2 separate regions of the Homo sapiens genome follow, and region 1 is linked to region 2. Evidence: chromatin loops called from intact Hi-C (ENCODE). Cell type or tissue: ovary. All regions are shown on one strand.

The links. Peaks named below come from ENCODE experiments on the same cell type or tissue, not always from the same donor. Only the 100,000 strongest peaks of a DNase experiment are listed, where the experiment ranks them.
Region 1: a loop joins it to region 2, with 31 times the contacts of the local background. A loop is called at or near these places in 1 of 110 quality-filtered maps.

Annotation. Positions count from the first base shown.
Region 1 is chr16:22,147,779-22,151,778 of GRCh38, reverse strand. It overlaps VWA3A (von Willebrand factor A domain containing 3A), which reads right to left. Exons shown (of 34, transcript NM_173615.5): 28 at 3,473-3,617; 29 at 1,848-1,992; 30 at 933-1,084. Among named protein-coding and RNA genes, the nearest start is that of SDR42E2, 13 kb to the left of the region's middle. In ovary, no CTCF peak of the experiment used is centred here; a DNase peak (open chromatin) is centred at 1,852.
Region 2 is chr16:21,982,800-21,986,799 of GRCh38, reverse strand. It overlaps UQCRC2 (ubiquinol-cytochrome c reductase core protein 2), which reads right to left. Exons shown (of 14, transcript NM_003366.4): 14 at 3,140-3,712. The coding sequence ends at 3,629. PDZD9 (PDZ domain containing 9) reads left to right here. Exons shown (of 4, transcript NM_001363519.1): 4 at 2,140-2,935. The coding sequence ends at 2,533. Among named protein-coding and RNA genes, the nearest start is that of PDZD9, 16 kb to the left of the region's middle. In ovary, no CTCF peak of the experiment used is centred here; no DNase peak of the experiment used is centred here.

The sequences.
Region 1 (4,000 bases), 160 kb before region 2:
TTTTTTTTTTTGAAGGAGCTGAGTATGTCTTATCTGACATGTGTTCTTTTTCACATTTTTATTTTGTTTTGTAGAGATGGAATCTTGCTATGATATCCAGGCTGGTCTCGAACTCCTGGCCTCAAGTGATCCTCCCACCTCAGTCTCCCAAAGCACTGGGATTATAGGCATGAGCCATTGTGCCCGGTCATAGCACATGGTCTATAGTGATCGTTTATAAAAAAAAATAACCATGACAATGCTACATTAATATTTTTCTCTCTGGCTTTTCCCCTAAATGTCCCCTAAATATTCACAAATGTGATCCCAGGGAAGAGTAGGAGGGAGACTGTAAAATGACTGTGTGAATCCCTTGCAAATGTGTTTCCAGGCTGGAGGAAGTCAGAGGGAAATATCTGGGTAAAGAGAGGGGTTTTCACCCTGTGGTGTGACACCGGCTTGGGCCGTCTAGAAAAACAATGCTTCTCCTAACTTCTTTCTTTTCTTTCTTTTTTTTTTTTTTTGACAGTCTCACTCTGTTGCCCAGGCTAGAGTGCCATGGTGCAACCTCCGCTGACTGCAACCTCTGCCTCCCTGGATCAAGTGATTCTCACGTCTCAGTCTCCTGAGTAGCTGGGATTACAGGCGCCTACCACCACACCTGTCTAATTTTTGTATTTTTAGTAGAGACAGGGTTTCACCATGTTGGCCAGACTGGTCTTGAACTCCTGACCTCAAGTGATCCACCTGCCTCAACCTCCCAAAATGCTGGGATTACAGGCGTGAGCCAGCATGCCCGGCCGCTTCTCCTAATTTCTGATTTACAGGATTAGGGCCCAGGAGAAACCCGTGTCTAAGTGAGCAGCTAGATTAGGTGAGGGGCTTGGATCTCCCTGCTGAGATGTGTGGCTGTGGAAAAAGAATAAAACTCAGTCAGACTCCATATTGCGCACCTGTCTGAGCAGTTCAAGGAAATGGTGTGCACTTTCACATCTCTTTTCTCCCTGAGTTTTTGGACTTCATTTAGGACAAGGCTGCAGCTTGTGTCTGGCTTTCCGTCGGTCAGGAGGTACAATCCTTCCAGATCATGGAAACTGAAAGCTTTCTGAAAGAACGCAGGAAGGCTGTCAGGCTCAGGGGAGAGGCTCACCCAGAACACAAGAACCAAATGCCTAAAGGTAGTGCCTGCTGCCGCCTCTGCCAAAATGCATCTGATTGGATGCCACTGACCTGTTCAAAAAGACTGAGATTCTCTTTCAGCCTCAGACAGACTAAGGAAGCTGCTGAGGTTTAGGAGAAATAGCATGGTTCACTGCCTAGCTGGTTAATCCCAAGCAAGTCACTTAACCTCTCTGAGCCTCTGTGTCTTCATCTATTTTTTTTAATTTTTATTTTTTTGAGATGGAGTTTCGTTCTTGTTGCCCAGGCTGGAGTGCAATGGTGCAATCTCGGCTCACTGCAACCTCTGCCTCCCAGGTTCAAGCAATTCTCCTGCTTCATCCTCCCAAGTAGTTGGGATTACAGGCATGTGCCACCACGCCCGGCTAATCTTTTGTATTTAGTAGAGACGGGGTTTCACCATGTTGGTCAGGATGGTCTTGAACTCCTGACCTCAGGTGATCCACCTGCCTTGCCCTCCCAAAGTGCTGGGATTACAGGTGTGAGCCACCGCACCCAGCCTGTGTCTTCATCTATAATGTGAGAACATTGAGAATCCTTTTCTCACTCGGGTGTTGGGAAGATGAAATGATGTAGTGCTTTGTAAATTATAAAGCGCCCTTTGTAAATCCTAAAGCATCGTGCAGCATCAGCATAGGGGATGATGGTATTTGTTTTGCGTCAAGGTCGGGCTCCGTGGTGGGACTTGCCAGCAATGCTTGCAAGATGGAGGTGCTGCCCTGAGCTTGCAGGTGGGTCACCCATTGCATAGCCTCATGACACGCTGCATCTGTGGTCTCCACCAGCGTGTCCTGCCATGACTGAAAGCTCTCTGCAAAGCTGAGCAGGTTAAAACTGGGGAGGAGGAAAAGAGGAGGTGAGGGGCAGAGAAGGGGAGAAAGAGATTGGTTAGAACAGGCCTGTCTAGATTGAATTCAGATAAGTTACCCTCATGAGGACTATTCTTGCTCGTCACTGAAGACCCCTACAACGAGCCCTGTGGCCCCTCAGGGAGAGGGCTGTGGGGCCTCTTGAGAATGAGAGGGTACACACTGACAATTTGAATGCAGACAGAAATAGATTTAAATCCCAGCCCAAGCCAGACACAGTGGCCTGTGCCTGTAATCCCAGTACTTTGGAAGGCCAAGCTGGGAGGATTGCTTGAGGCCAGGAGTTCAAGACCAGCCTGGGCAACATAGTGAGACCCCCATCTCTACGAAAAAGATTTTTAAAAAATTAGCCAGGCATGGTGGTGTGCGCCTGTAGTCCAAGCTACTTGGGAGGCTGAGGTGGGAGATCACTTGAGCCCAGGACGTTGAGGCTGCAGCGAGCTATGATCACACCACTGCACTCCAGCCTGGGAGACAGAGTGAGACCCCGTCTCAAAACAAACAAGCAAACAAACAACCCAAACAATCCTATCTCAGCCAGTGACTGGTTACCCGATCTTCAGCAAGTGTCTTAACCTCTTGAAGTCCTGGCTTCCTTTTCTGAAAAATGGGGGCCGATAACAGCAACACCTCACGGGCTCATTGTGAGAGTTGATGAAATGATGCGTGTAAAGCATCTGGTGCACAGAAAGTGCTCAATAAATGTATACTCTGATTAAGGCAAGAACGAGGCCTAGTCTACGATGAGAGTCCCCTGGGGTCCCCTTCGGGTCAACCCTTCTGGATGGGGAAAATAAACAACTTCCTCCACTCAAAAATCAAGTTCACAAAAATTAAAAAAATTAAATCATTAAATAATTTAAAACAAATCAAGTTCAGCTGAAAGCCATACTTCAAGGCCACATGGTAGTTCCTTTGCTGTGCTTGCAATTGTCCCTAGGCCTGAAATTAATTTTTAAAAATTGCGTTCCTTTTTTTTTTGAGACAGGGTCTTACTCTGTTGCCCAGGCAGGAGTGCACTGGTGCAATCATAGCTCACTGCAGCCTCAACCTCCTGGGCTCAAGTGATCCTCCCTTCTCAGCCTCCCAAGTAGTTGGGGCTACAGGTGCACACCACCATACCCAGCTAATTTTTAAATGTTTTGAAGAGATGGGATGACACTTTGTTGCTGAGACTGGTCTTGAATTCCTGAGCTCAAGTGATCCTCCTGCCTTGGCCCCCAAAATTGCTGGGATTACAGGTATGAGCCACCATACCCGGCCTCTAAAAACTGATTTCCTTCACAGCAGAGCAGAATACAGTGCTCTTTCCTACTCAAACGCGTTACTCAGAAGAGCATCTCAGAAACTCCAGGCCTGTTGGCACTGAGAAGAGGGGGCGTGCTTGGCCAGGGAAGCCCCAGGAACTGCCCCTTTGATCTTCCTGATCAGCCCTCGCCTCCTACCTGTCACAGCACTTCCGCAGCTGTTCCCAAATCAGCAAAACCAGCTCTGTCTTCACCTGCTGCAGGTAGGGGCCCATGGACCCTGACGTGTCCAGCAATATGCATACTTTGCTCTCCAAAACGGTGCCAAACAGTCGGCGGCTCCCTGCTCCGAGACAGGTGGGGAAGAGGCAGGGAGGGAGTGAGGGGTCCCTCCTCCTGGGTGGTTTCCCTCACTCTATCTATCAAGTATAAAGTCTTGTGACACCTGTTGCCTGCCTGATCATTGATTGGATGTCACCCCACTGAGAGACGGCTTTTGTGGTGCTGTGGGAGGGGTCGATTGTCCAAGGACAGACCTGGTCAGTGGTTTGGGCTTTGGGAGATCGAGATTTCAGCTCTGGCTTTGTCTGTGATGAGTTGCACAAGCGGTTATAACCTCCTGGGCTTGAATTTCCTTATCCTTAAAGTTAAGTGATTGGATTAAATAGTACCATGACATTGTTTTAAAATATTAGATGGTGTTTGGGTGTGTACTGGTATGTGAGC
Region 2 (4,000 bases):
CACCTGACATATGCTCTCACAGCTCGCTCCTTCACATTTATCCCAATTTTAATGAAATAATCTGTGTAATCAGTTGTTCACTGTGTTTCCCTGGGAGAATGTGAACTCCATCAAGGCAGGGACTGAGTCTGTCTTGTTTTGCTAAAATTGCCCTAGGACTTTCATGTGGTCAGTGGTTCACTTGTTTTTAATTTTTAATTTTAAAAGTCTTATTTTTGAGACAGGGTCTCACTCTGTCACTCAGGCTGGAGTGTAGTAGCACGATCACAACTCACAATCAAATCCTACTCAGCGACTCCTACACTGGAGGGCACGACTCTAAAAGCCTGGGCTCATGTGATTACATAACAACTATGTTCTAAGCATTTTCATTACATGGAGGAGTTTTGAGATCCAGAATATTAAATTCTAAGGATGGTAGACTGACCATTCAAAAGCAAAGAAAAGATAGAACAGTACAACTTAAGTAAGAGGCGAAAACCCACAAACAATACCAAGCACCTGCTGATTCCCTTTCTTAATTAGGCAAAGTACCCATATCTGAGGCATTTTAGTAACTTATGTATAACGCGGCAGGGAAAGAAGAAGGAAAAAGATGCTTTCACAAAGCTAGTATAAACTTTTCCAGGAGAAAATGGCACTGGGTATACACACTGGAGAAATTCTCCATGTAACGCTCTGGGTAGGCCAAGTGGTATAGAAAGTTTGTTTCTAGCCAATCCTGACCTCTGCAGGGTTGTGGCTTTATTACCTAATGACAATTTACCTGTCCTTTATGGTTACCTAACCATCAGAGTTGCCAAGGATTCCCCCTGCAGTCTGAAAAAAAAAAGTTACTAATACTTGGATTTAAAAAAAAAATTCATGTGCTGTTCAGGAAGACCTAGGTGTGTCTGAAGGCAAATCAGACAAAGAAAATCAGTATTTAAGACTAGTGGCTCTCAGTAAAAATTACTCATTATCAACTGTTTATTACTGGAAGAGATAAACTTTTGGAAAAGCCATTCAAATTATTGGAAGCAAATACAACAGGCAGACTGCCAAGGTTATTAGTGATAACACCAGAAGTCTTAACAGGTTGGCAGGGAAGAAACCTATTTCCTTTTAGCAGGGCAGAATGTACCAGAGATTTGTAATCACAAAGATCTAGTTTTGGTTCTGCTGGGCAATAGCACCAGGATGAGGGAAAGCAGGTGACAGAGCATTCATTCTGGAAAGTTAAAGCAAGCACAGGTACTGTAGGCATTAGGAAAGTTCAGAGACCTGGAGGTGCTAGCAGGCAAGCACCACCTAGTTTCAACAATCAAGAAAGTCAATAATTGGAGAAAGTTAAAAACAACAACAACAACAACAACAAAAACCTGGCTGGGCACAGTGGCTCATGCCTGTAATCCTAGCACTTTGGAGGCCAAAGTAAAGATTGCTTGAGGCCAGGAGTTTGAGACAGGCATGGGCAACATAGGGAGATCCTGTTTTAAAAATAAATAAATAAATAAAAATAAATAAAAATTAGCCAGGTGCGGTGGCATACAGCATACACACCTGTAGTCTCAACTACTTTGGAAGCAGAGGCCAGAGGGTCACTTGAGCCCAGGAATTCAAGGTTGCAGTGAGCTATGATTGTACCACTGCACTCCAGCAAGGGTGACAGAGCAAGACCCTCTCTAAAAAAAAGACTCTAAGACTTACTAATGACTAGGATGTTGAAGATCCTTAAGGCCCACTATTTCCTGACTTCCTGACTCCTCTGGAAATCAGTAATGTTGTGTTAATGCCACGTGAGCCACAAGAATAGAGTTCTCAGGAGATGGCCAGGTTGAATCCGTCACTTTAGCTGCAGTGAAATTAACCTACCCTTTAACACCTCCTAATATTCTGGTCAGTAGTCTAGTATAAGTCTGTGCAAAACTTTTTAAGGTATGGTGAAGTAATTTAAGGCAGAATTTGATTTCCATTTAGAAATGGAAAAAGATTTCAAGACGATTTAAAAAAGAGAAACATTTCAATGACACAGAAAGGTAATGCTAAAGCTAAATTGTATCTTTTATGAGTCAAAGCAAGTTATAAGGCATCTTGTTAGGGGACCATAAATGTTTAGACATGAAGAATCTATTTTATTCACTATTCTTTTCATTTCAGCACACCAAAGAAAATTGAGCTGGCAAAAGATGAATCTTTCACAAGCAGTGATGATAATGAAAATGTAGATTTAGATAAAAGACTTCAATATTATAGATATCCGTGGTCAACTGTGCATCACCCTGCAAGGAGACCAATATCCATCTCCAGAGACTGGCATGGATATAAGAAGAAGAACCATACTATTAGTGTAGGAAAAGACATTAATTGTGACGTGATGATTCACAGAGACGACAAGAAAGAAGTGAGGGCCCCTTCTCCATACTGGATAATGGTGAAGCAAGACAATGAAAGCTCTTCCTCCTCTACCTCCTCTACCTCAGATGCATTTTGGCTGGAAGATTGTGCCCAAGTTGAAGAGGGTAAAGCCCAACTGGTATCAAAGGTTGGTTAGCAAATCTGTGGTCATATGAGCATTTATCTTGCAGACACCCAAGTTTTGTGCCTCACCAGGCACAAGTTTGCTGTACTTATCAAGGACTGTCTGTAGACTCACCAATTCTCTTCTCTTATGACTGCGTTATAAAGCCTTTAGAGATGTTCTTCAACAGGATTATCTAAAGACTTCCTTGGGTTCTTGCAGGCCTCACAAATCTTATTTTCAGAATAAGACCCTCCTTTTTGAGAAGAATTTCTTTCTTTTAGAAAATGCCGTAGAGAAATCCAATATCAGAATGTCTGAACATAGTAGAGAATGTCACTTTATGTAAACACTACATTTTTCTTTAAATATTTAGTTTCTCTCTTTTTTTTGGTAAACTTCAAGTACTATAATTAAAATAACTAAGAGACATAATTCTTTGGCTAGTTATTCACATTAGAATTCTTTTTTTTTCCCCTTTTTAGCCCTTCTTTTACTGTAAATGTTGAATTGAGAGTTAATTATTTGGAAGAGACAGGATAGTAACAGATAAGGGAGAGACAGGAGATGAGAGAAAAACAAAACTCTGTCAATGAAGATAAATCAGACATAAAAAAATGAATGAATGGGAATATAGGATATGATTGATAGGAAATGTATGTTTTTTGGAAATAATTTTATTGCAAAAAAGGCAAAACAGGGGTAAAAACCAGACCATTTAGCTGTTGACACCCAAAATGACAAATTTTGAACTTGCTTTCATCTTAAACGCCACCAATAGTAATCTGGCACTATTTACCCCGATAGCCACTTAGCCTTAATTTTAATAGTTTCTGATGCTTCTATACTCAATAATTATATTCCTGTCTCCTTTAAAGCATCTAAAACAAAGATATCAGCACATAATAAATACTTGTTGATTAACTCATTGAGAAAAACGTAAGAAAAACACTTAAACAGAATGTTTTATTGACTTTAGGTCAGCTGGGAATAATTACCTGCATTTATGCCTTATTTTACCTCACTGGAAAAAAGACAAATGATATATTAGAGACTTCTGACTTTCATGTGTTTGCTGCTCTGGGCTGAGAGAACGTTCAGCTCTCTCCTGTAATGTGTGCATCAGTATTACAACTCATCAACAAAAGGTGTATGTCCCAAATTTCCACTTGCTGCCATTGACTTCTGGCCAGAAACAAACTTCTTTGCCGCCTTTAAAGAAACAAACAAAAGACAAAATTAACAAAAATAAAAATATATATCATCAAGCAGGCGAACTTATTTTGTCATTTCAAGAATTTATGGATAGGACATTCTTTTTTTTTTTTTTTTTTTTGAGGTGGAGTCTCGCTCTGTCACCCAGTGTGGAGTGCAGTGCTGCGATCTTGGCTCACTGCAGCCTCCGCCTCCCAGGTTCAAGCAATTCTCTGCCTCACCCTCCCAAGGAGCTGGGATTACAGGCATGTATCACTATGCCCAGCTAATTTTTGTATTTTTAGT